Regions from separate parts of the Homo sapiens genome. Here region 2 is linked to region 1. Evidence: read pairs that join two places in POLR2A ChIA-PET (ENCODE). Cell type or tissue: A673. All regions are shown on one strand.

Region 1 (2,500 bases):
GACCTTGGGCAAGTTGCTGAACATCTCTTAGCTTCACTTTCCTCATCTATAAAGAAGGCATATCTTATAGAGAGCACCTCTTTGGGTGCTCATAATACATATCATGGGAAGTGGTGAATTAATGCAATGGTTCCTAGTTTTTGGCATTTAATAGTCTAAAGAAATTTCTAAAGTAACTTTGGAACTAACATAGCTACTCATTTATTTTGCTATGTGTGGAGAGATTAAAAATACAACTGCCATTTATTACCATCATTGATTCAGAAAAGTAAGACTTTTTAAAAAACTTCCTGTTTTGAAATATGTAAGGGTATTTTAACATTAAAAAAAAGGATGGTTGCAATTTCAGAATAAAGATAGGCATTTACATTTTAAAAATGTTTCATGATTACATTTTGTTTTAAAACGTTTTAAAGAATGTGGTAAGAATAAATAGGATTTTGTCTGTGATGATTTTATGTATAATGAGCAGATTGCATTGACACTCTTGTATCTTTTCTGCCATTAACAGAAAAGGCAGCTTGTAAATCTAAAATGATTGAAATCCAAACTCTAAATCATTCAGATTTAACTTTTCTTTTTTTCTTTTTCTTTTTTTTTTTGAGGCAGAGGCTCGCTCTGTTGCCCAGGCTGGAGTGCAGTGGCACAATCTTGGCTTACTGCAGCCTCCTCCTCCCGGGTTCAAGTGATTCTCCTGCCTCAGCCTCCTGGGTAGCTGGGACTATAGGTGTGAGCCACCACGCCCAGCCAGATTTAATTTCATTTATTGCTCCTTTTTGCCGGGTGCAGTGGCTCACACCTGTAATCCCAGCACTTTGGGAGGCCAAAGTGGGCGGATCACCTGAGGTCAGGAGTTCCAGACCAGCCTGGCTAACATAGCAAAACCCCTTCTCTACTGGAAAAAAACACAAAAATTCGCCGGGTGTGGTAGCGCAAGCCTGTATTCCCAGCTACTTGGGAGGCTGAGGCAGGAGAATCGCTTGAACCTGGGTGTTGGAGGTTGCAGTAAGCCAAGATCACGCCATTGCACTCCAGCCTGGGTGACAGAATGAAACTCCAGCCTGGGTGACAGAATGAGACTCCATGTCAAAAAAAAAAAAAAATTTTTTTTTTCATTTATTACCCCCTTTTAAACACACTACCTAAAAAATAGGTAGTGCTCAGCATTTGGAATAGCTATGTATTACTCCCATATATCAAAATTTCATTTGAAAAGTAGATAAAAGTATTTTAAAAGATTCTCTAATTCTGAAAGATTGTCTTTGTAAAGATTAGTGTAATAACTTGTAAATTTTGACTTTTGAGGTGCTTGTGAAGGTATTTATGATTAGACTGTTTAAGAGATGAATAGGGCCGGGTGTGGTGGCTCACGCCTGTAATCCCAGCACTTTGGGAGGCTGAGGTGGGTAGATCACAAGGTCAGGAGTTCGAGACCAGCCTGGCCAATGTGGTGAAACCCTGTCTCTACTAAAAATACAAAAAATAGTTGGGTGTGGTAGCACATACCTGTAGTCCCAGCTACTCGGGTGGCTGAGGCAGAAGAATCGCTTGAACCTGGGAGGCAGAGGTTGCAACGAGCTGAGATCGCGCCACTGCACTTCAGCCTGGGCACCCAAGTGAGACTCCATCTCAAAAAAAAAAAAAAAAAAAAAAGGAGATGAATAGGATAGAATAATTTTTTTTTGCTTGAATTTCTAGTTTACTTACATACATTGTATTCATTGCTCTTTTCTCTTTTCTTTTTTTTTTTAAAGGAGTATGGATGTGTCCAACAGCCAAAAACTCAAGAAAGTAAATTGAAAATTGGTGGTGTGTCTTCAGTTAATGAGAGACCTATTGGTAAGAAATGGAACTGTATAAGTTAGTTACAATTAATTTGCTTATTCTGACTTTTAAAATTGAGGGAAAGCATCTTTTCATGTATGTCTTTCTCTTTCTTTAGAGCTGTGTTTTTTCAAACTGTGAGTAGCTGGTTTTCAGCAGCGTTTTAAAAAATAGAGTAAGATTATATCAGAATATGATATGTGTAGTAAGGAAACATATTGTTTCATAAAACTTCTGTTTCAGTGATTAAATTGTACATACATCCCCACGTTTACAAACATATGTATGTGAGAACTGGGTTATAATATTAAATGTATTTCTTGCGTTGAGTAATGGTTAAAAAAAAATTGAAACCTCTGTTTTAGAGCTCTTATTGCCTCATTAACTGGATTTCAAGATTGGGAATTTGTCCTGAAAAAGAGAGACTGGGCTGGGTTTAGTGGCTAACACCTGTAATCTCAGCAACTTGGGAGGCTGAGGCAGGAGGATCGCTTGAGCTCAGGTGTTTGAGACCAGTCTGGGCAACATACCTTATCTTTGCTAAAAATTAAAAAAAAATTAGCTGGGTGTGGTGGCATGTGCCTGTAGTCCTAGCTACTCAAGAGGCTGAGGCGGGAGGACTGGTTAATCCTGGGAGTTTGAGGCTTCAGTGAGCCTTGATTGCACCACTGCACTC
Region 2 (2,500 bases), 96 kb after region 1:
GCAGCCCACAGGCAAACATGCTTCCAAGCATCAGAACATGCTTGTGCCTGAATACTGTCTCTACCATCTGCACATAAGGCACCCAAGAAATCTGGGTTTGTGGGGGTGTCCAGGTATGTGGGTGGGGATCTGATCTTTTTCTGATGCAGCTTCAAAGTGTCTTGTTAACAAAGGGACAGAATGGTCCCAGGGTTCCTTCTTCTTCCTTCCAGTTAAGAGCTCAGAGTGGAAGTGGGCTGGGGATGGTGTCGGGGGCCCAAGCTCCCAGCTCCCAAAGGCCCCTGCTTCTATGCCCTTTGAGCTCAGGTAGCCCCTGCCCCCCTCACTGTCTGTTCTTTCTCATCCTCTCCTCTTCCTGTGTGTAAATATTAAAGAGCTGAGCCTGCAGGGCTGATGTAGACATGGGGAGAGAATGAAATTAAAAAGGATTCCCTCGCCCCCATCTCGACACCCCCGCCCCGCAGTCCCTCGCTCCTGCTTCTTCCCCTCTCCCCTCTCCCCTCCCCTCACTCAGTGCTTCCACATGTCTCTCCTCCCCCCAGTCCAGATGGGAGCTGGCTCCTTCAGAAAGGGGGCTCAGAACAGGGTGTGGGGAGCTACCTCTCTCTGCCTCCCCCCACCACATCTGTCTGCAGGGCTGGGAGCCCCCACGTGAGTATTTCTTTTATTTTTGGGGTGGTGGTTAAGAAGGAAAGTGGTTTTTAGAACCAGCTGTGAGTGGCATTGAGAGGCTCTGGGCTGAAGGAAGGTGGGTGGGGTCCTCTCTCAAGGTTCCCTCAGGGAAGCCCCATGTCTGGGTTTCTTTTCTCTCTTGGGACATAGAGGGAAGGTGGGGGGGGGGTTGTCAGGTGCCCCCGGTGGATGGGAGCGACAGTGGGAGGGGCAGGGGAGAGGGGCTTCTGTTCTAAAGGGGGTGTGTGGTGGGGTAAACCTGTTCCTTCCTGGCATCCTGGGTTTCTGGCTACCGGGGCCGGCAATGTCGCTGGGAACTGTCCCGGGTGCTGAGTGGGATTCGGCGGGGATTTGCTCCTTCGGAGCTGTCCCGAGTGCTGAATGAGGCTTCGTTCGGTCCCGATGGTGGAAAGGCGGAGGGCAGTGGGGAGGGCTCACTAGAAAAATTCTCCCAGATGACCCACTTTCCAAGGGCATGGATGGAAATATGGATTTGGAGTTCTCCCTATGGTTTAGGTTTCACAGTTGTTAGTGGTATTTAGGAACCCTTCCCCCAAGGGGCCCCTCTCCCCTTTTGCTGTTTCAGTTCCCTCTCTCCCTTCCAAAACCATTGTACTGTTATTATCGGGGTAGAGTTGGAGAATGATATTGTGCCTGTGAGATCTCATCTCCTGGGAACTTTTTTTTAGCGCAACAAGCTCAGAGATATTGATACCAGCCTTTCACCTACTGGGTCCCAGAATTTCAGGCTCAAGGTGGTTCTGGATTAAGAGAACGCCGGTCTTCCTGGTTAGGTGTGGGGTGGTTACAGCTCAGGAGTTCAGGATAACTTGACTGACAACTTGATATTCCCTTGCCCATCATACTTTGGGATTTGGGACAGGGACACTGAAATATTCTGCAAGCCTGTCCTGTGTTCTGCCCACTGCCAAACCTAGCTCAGAGCAGCATTTGGGAGAGACTTTTGTTGGGGAGGAAGATTTTTAAGCAAAGGATTCAAGGAGTGGGTGGGGTTGTTCAGTGCCATGGAGAAGAGAAGGGGGAGGCTACTGGAGACAGGGCAGTGGGAAAAGAGGAAGATCTGGGGGAGTAAAAAATATTCAAATGGAGGGATGAGGTCTGGGTTTCAGTCTTTAGTTCTCTTGGATATCTTTCTCCTTATGGCTTAGAGTCAGGGTCATTTCAAGTATCTGTATTCTTATGCACTGTCTTTGTAACCATGAAGGGAATAGAGCAAGGAGTTTCTTAAGGTCCCTTCCCTTGTCATCCCAGGGGGATGAGAGCCAAATGTCAGGACATGCAGATGAGTCTGTAGGGGAACAACAGGCAGGAAGGGATGATGGTGGCTTCACTTCCCATCCCCAAGAGCACAATCAAATATTCAAATGGGATCCTCCCTGTGAGGGGAGGAAGGAGACAGTTTCCAGATAATACTGGGCAAAAATTGGGTGTGGCAGGGAGTTCAAGAAAAGGGAGAGGTATCTAGGGATCTCAAACTGAACCAGTTGATCCCTTCCCACATGTGACTTGTAGTTCATAAGGAGCCCCTCACCCATCATGTTTTTGATGTAACTCATCAAGATGATTCCTGCCTTCTCTAGCTGCTTGGGAGGAGCTGAGTTTTCCTCTGCTGTGGGTGCTGGGAGGTGGTGGGTGTGGGTGTGGGTGCCTGTTTGGGGAGGGGAGGTGTTTGTGCTCCACTCAGCTCCCTTGGTTACATAACAGCTTTGATAAGACTTTACTTTGGATCTGCTGCTACTGCCTGAAGCAGTCACCCCTCCACCCCCACATGAAATGCTAGATGTCCACCCCCTTTTCCCTGGCCCCT

The links. Peaks named below come from ENCODE experiments on the same cell type or tissue, not always from the same donor. Only the 100,000 strongest peaks of a DNase experiment are listed, where the experiment ranks them.
Region 2: POLR2A ChIA-PET joins it to region 1 with 5 read pairs; 2 of 35 experiments call an interaction of 5 or more read pairs at or near these places.

What each region holds. Positions count from the first base shown.
Region 1 is chr1:35,019,722-35,022,221 of GRCh38, reverse strand. ZMYM6 (zinc finger MYM-type containing 6) reads left to right here. Exons shown (of 16, transcript NM_007167.4): 3 at 1,755-1,839. Among named protein-coding and RNA genes, the nearest start is that of ZMYM6, 11 kb to the left of the region's middle. In A673, no CTCF peak of the experiment used is centred here; no DNase peak of the experiment used is centred here.
Region 2 is chr1:34,923,525-34,926,024 of GRCh38, reverse strand. All of the region lies in intron 1 of DLGAP3 (DLG associated protein 3), which reads left to right. Among named protein-coding and RNA genes, the nearest start is that of DLGAP3, 4.9 kb to the left of the region's middle. In A673, no CTCF peak of the experiment used is centred here; a DNase peak (open chromatin) is centred at 1,024; H3K27me3 peaks cover 2,157 bases.